Linked DNA regions of Mus musculus: region 1 is linked to region 2. The links are chromatin contacts, found by Hi-C in ENCODE. All regions are on one chromosome and are shown on one strand. The core of a region is the stretch at or near the end of the contact, and the rest is flanking DNA. Distances in the headings are between cores, read along the strand shown.

Region 1 (4,124 bases), core at 1,003-3,502, 1.2 Mb before region 2:
TGGATGGAAGGTACTTGGAAGGAGATGGAAGAGAGGGAAGGGGAGGAGGGAGGACAGGTAGAGGGAGGAGGGAGAGATGCCAGTAGAGGAGATGAGGAAGATGAAAGGAAGCCTCCAGAGCCTGGGGGACATAAGTGGGGAGCCTGGAACCCCAGACCTACATGGGATGCCTTTCCTCTTGCCGTGGAGCTGGGGAAGAGCAGGAAGCAGCTGTGGCCATCCAGGGGAACAAATATTTGCCAAGGGAGGAGAACCCCAGATGGAGGCGAGGCAAGGACCTTGACCTGGCCACTCCACTCCTTTTCCTTTAGGTCTAACTTCATAGACAAAGCTGACAGAAATGACTCTGCTCCAGTTACCAGGGAACAGATTGGAAGGCTGAAGCCAGAAAGGGTTAGCTCACTGAGGGACATAACTCCCTCGGCCTGGGTTAGCTCACTGAGGGACATAACTCCCTCGGCCTGCATCCTGGGTGAGGCTACTTGACTCTCCCACGCGGCTCTGCATCTTCTCATGCAACAACATGACTCACACAGAGAGAAACTGAGGCTCACAGACAGCCATTTCTGGCCCAGGACTATCCAAGCAGCTAAACTGGGCTCAGCCATACCCTCATTCTCCATAAAAATGCAGAGGGATTCTCAGTTCCCCTCACCCCCACCCCCTCCATTTCCCCAACACCCTCAGGACAGTCAGATGTAGGATGTCAACAAGTCCTTTGGGGAAACAGTCAGAGCTAAGTTCCAACTCCTCTCAGGTGCCTCAGTTTCCCCATCTGTGAAATAGGTAGGTTAAGTTTAACCAACTTAGGCATGGTGGTGCATGCCTGTCATCCCAATACAAGGAACGTGGAGGCAGGAGAATCAGTTTAAGGCCAGCCTCAGCTCTACAACTCTCTTTCAAAATGACAAGTGTTTCCTGCTTCTGGTGTCCCAGCAGGGCCCCCTATCTCTTGGCTTCTGTGTCTCAGTCCTCAGCAGGGGGGTCTCACCTCATTTTCACCATCACTTGAGCCAGAGAGCTGGGACAGGCGGCTAAGGTCCCATAGGGAGCGGCTGGGTCGGGTCGGGGGACCACTGGTTGTCCTGGTGCGCTGTACACTCCTCAAGATGTCACTGAGAGCTGGCCCCGTGGTGGTGGGGGTCTCCTGTTTGTCCCGCTCGAGGATGTGACAGGCAGCCAGGCGTTGAGCCAAAGGCCCATCAGACAGCAATGGGGCTACAGGGGCCACAGGACAGCGCAGGGCCACACGGTGTGGGCTTCGGGGCAGCTGTGGGCCCTCAGGAGGACTGAACAAAGGGCTTCGAGCCGGAGCTGCAGAGAGCGGCCTGGAGGCTGCGTACAGGACACGGAACTCCTGGTTGAAGGCATCTGCAATTTCTCCTGTGAGCAAGGTCACCAGGCTCCGGTGCAGGCGTGAGTCACTCCATGTGAAGCTAGGGATGGAAGGTGACAGTCAGGAGCTGTACAGGGTGGCAGCTACCCCAGGCCCTGTGACCTTAGGACATGATCTCACAGGGCTCAGCTCCGTTGGTGAAGAGGACAAAAAGTATCTGCCTTGCTGCTAGTCACAACCAACCTGGGGACAACATGGTAATAGAAGCCTGTAACCCTAGCACTCAGGAGGCTGAGACAGGAGGATTAGGAGTTCAAGGCCAGCCTCGGCTACGCTGTTCCAGAAAAGCCTAGGCTACATGAGACTATCTCAAAACAAAAACAAACAACAAAACCCAAGAAAACGTTATCGTGACTACCTAAAGTTAGATGACTGGAAACATGGGCTCTGCTCTGCCCCACTGAGGGACATCTCAGAGTCGCAGTTTATCATGAGGGTGATCTTCTAATACCCGCAGGACCATTTCCACAGATTCACCAGAAAGGCTGTACTTCCTAAGCGTGTGCACTGTACACCAGGATCCAAGAAGCACATCTGCCACGCAGAACATGGGGCCCACCGGCTGCAGAGGGTGGTACCTGTCCTCCGTGTCACGTGACCAGGGCTTTAACACCTCCAGGGCAAATTTGAACATACACAGGTCTTGAATGCATCAAGCAATACTCTATGGCCTCAGTGGGCCATCGGTAAAGTGAGGTTGCTGTGGGCGGGCCGAGCCAATGTGTCGGCGTTATGGGATTATCCTTCAAGCATCCTTACCTTGCCAGGTGAAGGTTCTTGGTTCCCTCAGCCTGTGGTGGACCAGGCTACCTCCCCTCCCCCACCCCCAGCTATCCAAGAACCCTGAGTGTCTGTGAGGTCACTGAGTTCCATGGCCCAAAGGCTTGTGAGCAGGGGTGCTGGCCCATCTCCAACCCGAGGACTGAAGAGCTTCTGAAAAGGACACGTTGTATCGGGAACCCGAAACACTCCAACTGCTGACCCCCAAGGCCAGGACGAGGGGCAGGAGGTGTTCCAGGAGGTCACACTCGGCCATCCAGGAGGTCAAGGAAGCCCCCGGCCTGGCTTGGGTGCTATCCACGCCGCCAGGCCACCATGGTCCTTGGCTGGCCACTGCTTCTGGTGTTGGTTCTTTGCCCAGGTGTGACAGGCATCAAGGACTGCGTCTTCTGTGAGCTGACTGACTCTGCTCGGTGCCCTGGCACACACATGCGCTGTGGGGATGACGAAGATTGCTTCACAGGCCACGGAGTAGCCCAGGGTGTGGGGCCCATCATCAACAAAGGCTGCGTGCACTCCACCAGCTGTGGCCGCGAGGAACCCATCAGCTACATGGGCCTCACATACAGTCTCACCACCACCTGCTGTTCTGGCCACCTTTGCAATAAGGGCACTGGCCTTTCCACAGGGGCTACCAGCCTGTCACTGGGTCTGCAGCTGCTCCTGGGCCTGTTGCTGCTGCTTCAATACTGGCTGTGACCCACAAGAACTGCAGGGCCTAGGGCTGTGCCCCGGGCTTCCGCCTTCATCCCTTTCCCCCATTAAATGGCCAGAGGTGCAGTCTACCTCCTGTGGCCCTGGCTTCCTCCATTCCAGGACCGTGGGAGGCGGGCTGGCAAAGCCCCTGGCTTGCCTTCATGTGGGGCATGGCCTGTGGCTCTCATGGCTCAGCTGTGCCCCATTGGTTCTAGGACGCACATCTTTCCACATTGACGCGGATGCTGCTTTATGTTGGTGTCACCTGAGAGTTCGTGACATGCGGTAAAAATCAATATCAGATGGGGTTTCAGAGGACTTTTTTTTTTTTTTTTTGTGAGCAGGAATGATTTTTGAGGCAGGGTTCCCTGTATGCCAGAATGGCCTCAAATTCTCTGCGCAGCTAAGGACGGCCTCCTCTGTGATCTTCTCTCTGTTGTGTGTCACCACATCCAGCTTTGAAGCACTTAGGTCATGTGTTGGCTACCCCGCTCTGTCCTCTGGCAACGCCAGGATGATAGTGTCACTCCAAAGCAGCATGTCTCAGGGATGGAGGCGGGGTCTCAAAGGGTGAACAGGACCCACAGTGTCAGTGCTGCGTGGGGACTTGTCAGAAACGCACGTTCCCACCACTGGCCACATGAACGCAGGCAGCTGTGGCCACAAATCTGCTGAGTGTGGTCTTCCGTACCCTTCCGGAATAGCGGTTCCTGGTCAGCACCTCTTCACCCTGGGTACTTGGCTGTGTCTGGAGGATTCTGGGATTGTCATGATGTTGAGAATGGGTAAGGGACACACCACTGATTATCTGCTGGGTGGAGGCAGGGATGAGGCTCAGTACGCAGAGTGGATGGGAACCCACAATAGCCTGATCCCTATCATCTCATTCTGACAGGCAGCACAGGAAAGGGGAGTAAGCTGCCTGAAGGCACACAGCTAGGAGCTGGCAGGGTTAGGATCTGAATCCAGCTATCTGGCACTCAGAGCCCAGCCTCAGCTTCCCAAGTTGGGATTCACAAGGCCACTCACCTGGCCAACAGCAGAGACAGCCCTAAGTGTTCTCTGTGGCAGAACACACCTCCTCTCCTGGATGAGTGTGTGGAACCATTGTAGAGATGAGTGCGGAGCCCAGAGACCCAGGATGCTCCCCCATCGCAACCCCTCCCCCATCATGTCGAGAGGGAGGGCTGAGCACAGGGTGTCATGAGGGGACACACCTGTAGGATCCCGAGATGACCCTGTCACCGTCCAG
Region 2 (4,186 bases), core at 1,155-3,654:
AGATAACCTCAGTGTCCTAGAGGACACTAAGTCATATGTTTAGGTTTGGAGTGGGGAGCAACCCTGCTTCCAGGGCCAGCATCTCAGTGAATTCAAACAGTATGTGACAATTTACTAATATAATGTATATTAAATGTAAACATAAACACACATACATATATAAGTGTATAAATACATGCTTAATGAAAAACAGTGAGCGCATGACAGGTCCCAGTTATGGCAGAGGAGGTTTATTGTAGATATAGGGAAGAGACCATCCGGAGGCATTTGTAAGAGTCCAGACTGAACTGGGCCAACAGAATAAACCGGGCCATGGGGTCAGGGGTGAGAGAGGGAGGATGGGGGAACCAGGACACAAAGAGGACCAAGAGAGCTAAGGGACATGTAGCCAAAACAACTGGATTATGTGGGAATGAGAATCTTGGGGAAAAGGCTGAGGGTAGGGGTAACTATACACTAACAGGTATTGGTGATACTGAGAGGGACTGGCGCCGAGTCCACATATTAATATGCACCTCAGCTATCCGTCCAGGCTTTGGCTTTTGTTTGTTTGTTTTGAGACCTATCACTTATTTCTGAAAAAAAGCATGGGTTAGTGGCTGGGTCTCAGGACCAATTTTGTTGCATGACTGAGGTAACGTAGGCTCCAGCCTCAACTTTGTAAGAATTTGTTAGATTATCATAGCATGGCACTTTTAATCCCAGTACTCATGAGGCAGAGGCAGGAGGATCTATCTCTGACCTGGAAGCCAACCTGGTGTACATAGAGTTCTAGGACAGCTAGAATGGCGAGACCATGCTTTTAAAAGGGGGTGGGGGTTAAACCAGGTAGTGGTGGTATGCACTTCTAATCCTAGCACATGGGAGGCAGAGGCCTTGGCCAACTCTCTTAGGAGATGAAGGCCAGCCTGGTCTACAGAAGCAGTTCTAGGACAGCCATGGCTACACAAAGAAACCCTGCCTTGCAAAACAAACAAATCAACAAGAACAACAGTGGCCGGGCGGTGGTGGCGCACGCCTTTAATCCCAGCACTTGGGAGGCAGAGGCAGGCGGATTTCTGAGTCCGAGGCCAGCCTGGTCTACAAAGTGAGTTCCAGGACAGCCAGGACTATACAGAGAAACGCTGTCTCGAAAAAACCAAACCTAAACAAAACAAAACCAAAACAACAACAACAAAAAACAAAACAAAACAAAACCAAGAACAACAGCAACAAAAGTTAAGTAAAAGCAAGAATTTGTGCTTAATAAAGATTCCCAACTGTCCATAAGTGGGGAGTGCGGAGAAACAATCTCTGAATGTTTTCCATCTGAGATTCACACAAGTATTTCAATCTTTTGTGAAAAAGCTGGTATTATTACTTTTATGGGAGAGGGGTTGAGGCTACTTGTTTATTCACATTTAGCTGATGGCCAGGTCTCACTTCCTAGCTCAATTTGGCTTCCAACTAAAAGCAATCCTCTTGCCTTGCCTGGGTCTGTTTGCTTATTGCAGGCATGGGTCTGCACCCAATTTGCCTTTTTTATATTTACTTCTTCCTATTATGAAGCTGAATGCAAAAATAAATTCTTGTATAAAAAAGTTCCTGGGCTGGAGAGATGGCTCAGCAGTTAAGAGCACCAATTGCTTTTCTGAAGGTCCTGAGTTCAAATCCCAGCAACCACATTGTGGCTCACAACCATCCGTAATGAGATCTGATGCCCTCTTCTGGTGTGTCTAAAGACAGCTACAGTGTACTCACATATACATAAATAAATAAATCTTAAAAAAAAAAAAAAAAGTTCCCGAGGCGGGGACATCAAGAGAGTCCAAAGTGAACAAGATCCAGAATCAGGACATGTGAGGAGGAGGAGAAGGAGAAGGAGAGAGAGGCGAGCCAGGAGAGTAAAGGACCCAGTAACCAAATCGGCTGGATTATAAAGGGAAGGGCAGCCCAAGCCCTGAGCTGGAGAAGTTTAAGGTATGAAAAGCCTTTAAGCTTTTTAGGCTTAAAACCATCCTGTAACCATCTTGCCATCTCCAAATTTAAAATATTTAGAACCAACATACAGGGCTGGAAGAGGAGCTGCTACCGCAATAATGGGGAGGTAAAGGCAACAGGCTCAGAAGTTTAAGGCCACCCTTGAAATAAGAGATCCTGTCTCAAAATCAAGACAAAAATTTTTTTAAAAAGCAGCCATGCAGCACCGCTACAAAAGTAGAGAACTTTAAACTACTCAAAAAGGTTAAAACCTGCTTCGTTAGCCACCTGCGAAAAGAAACGAAAGAACTTTCCGGAACTTTTTTCTGAGTCCCAGAGGGGAACTACCAGAAGAAATAAACTTCCGGTGTGCCACTTCCGGCCGAGGCCTCACAGTCGGTGGCGCCCTGGCAGACCGGAAGTCTGTCACCTTTCCCGGTCCGCCTACTTCCGGAAGTGACGCGCAGCGGGGTTGCCGGAAGAAGTGGCGAAGTTACTTTTGCTTTTCGCTCAGCAAGCGCTGTTGCTTCGAGCTACTCCCAGGCTTCTGAAGTTACTTCCAAAGTGCTGTGGAGGCACAATCACCGGTGCGGACACAGAGGCAAGTGCGCCGGGCGGCCGGGCAGGTGGGACTGAGCCCGGTACGCGGATCGCCGTGGGTCCCGCTTAGCGCGCGCATCCTTCCCTCACTTTCCTCGCAGCTCTCGCCTCCCACGGCCGTTTCCAGGGCAACAGAGTCGGAGACCCCCTGCGACCCCCCTCCCGATCGCCGGTGCAGTCATGAGCCCCGCCTCCCCCTGGTGCACGGAGAGGGGCGGGGCCTGGAACAAGGTGGGCGTGACTCTACGGGGCGGGGCGTAGGGAAAGCCTATGGTTGGTGGGCGGGGGCGGGACACAGATGGGCAGAAGGCCTGCTGTAGATAGTCTGTGATTAAAGGCTTTTGATTCTTGGGGCGGGGCCTAGACCACTGTTGGGGGGGATTGGGAGGGGCAGAGGCATGGAGGGCGTGGCACAGTGAAGACCTATAATTGGCTTTGGGGGAATGAGAGGGGCGGAGCCTAGGAGGAACGGGGCGGAATTTGGGTTTCTGCTCCAGAGTGGGAAGGGGTGGGGCCAGGGACTTGATGGGATGGGTAGGGTCTGGGGTCTGTATTGGGGTGCGTTAAAGCCTTGAAGGAGCCTATGGTAGAAGGGTAATGGTTGCGCCCTGATGGGAGAGGCGGGGCAAAGTTAGGATCTCCCATGATAAGAGCACAGTTGGTGCTCACAGAAGAGGAATAGAGTTGTTGGGCTCTCTGAGGTCATGATTCGTAGAGAGGTGGAAGGAGCAGTGGGCCGGGTTGGGCATGTTAAAGTGTGTGATGTTTATTAGGAACTAGGGCTGGGAGTGGGGGCTCAATATAGAAGTTAAAAACACTGAGGTGTGGCACAGTCTTGTAATGGCAGCACTTGAGAGGCCGAGGCAGGAGTGCGGAAGATCCCAGGACAGCCTAGAGTAGTGTGTTCCAAGATTTTGGAGGTGGTTCAAGCTGTTCAGCCACATAGTTCGGGTAGCCTGAGCTGTATGAGATCATGTCTCAAGAGTCCGTGAGCACTGGAAGAAGAGACACCCCTATTATGCCCTGTAATTGGCTGGCTCCCCTATGTTCAGCAGGCTGCTTCGTGACCCACTATGTCTTCCCCCACAAGTTCTCTGGACACTCCCGTGCCTGGTGAGTGACGGGCTTTCCCTAGCCAGCCCCTTCCACAGTGTTGGAGAAGCTCACTGTCCTGTCTTCCTTTTCCTAGGGAATGGTTCTCCTCAGCCCAGTACCTCCGCCACGTCACCCACTATTAAGGAAGAGGGGCAGGAGACTGATCCTCCTCCAGGCTCTGAAGGGTCCAGCTCTGCCTACATCGTGGGTGAGATGGGGAGACAGGAACAGGGGTGTGGGGCTTTGTGAAGGAAGGGCGGGGAGATGGTGGCCCCTGTCTTTTGGTCCGCTTTCCCTTCCTTTTCTCCCTGACACCGCCGACTCGTCCTCCGGAGCCCGCCGACCTGCAGATCTTTCCCTTGGCGTTGCAGCCCCGTCCTCTCACCCTCGCTTCGGGACCTCCCATGGCCCGTTCCCCGGCTGCTGTTTCTCTTTGTCGCTATCTCTCATGGCATCTGCTCACCCCAAGTCATCTTAGAGCCAGAGGATGAGCCTGAGCGCAAGCGGAAGAAGGGGCCGGCCCCGAAGATGC

Evidence for each region. A loop is a pair of places that touch in the nucleus more often than their neighbours do.
Region 1: a loop to region 2 is called in a map of regulatory T cell, with 3 times the contacts of the local background. The contact joins the promoter of Spaca4 here to the promoter of Nr1h2 in region 2. A Hi-C loop is called at or near these places in 2 of 37 maps with a recorded cell type or tissue (gastrocnemius and regulatory T cell).

Annotation. Positions count from the first base shown.
Region 1 is chr7:45,723,944-45,728,067 of GRCm38, reverse strand. It overlaps Spaca4 (sperm acrosome associated 4), which reads left to right and starts at 2,252. Exons shown (of 1, transcript NM_027055.3): 1 at 2,252-2,961. The coding sequence starts at 2,492. The coding sequence ends at 2,875. Fam83e (family with sequence similarity 83, member E) reads right to left here. Exons shown (of 5, transcript NM_001033170.4): 3 at 4,090-4,124; 4 at 992-1,436.
Region 2 is chr7:44,552,183-44,556,368 of GRCm38, reverse strand. Nr1h2 (nuclear receptor subfamily 1, group H, member 2) reads left to right here and starts at 2,404. Exons shown (of 10, transcript NM_001285517.1): 1 at 2,404-2,560; 2 at 2,661-2,790; 3 at 3,615-3,672; 4 at 3,749-3,862; 5 at 4,124-4,186. The coding sequence starts at 3,633.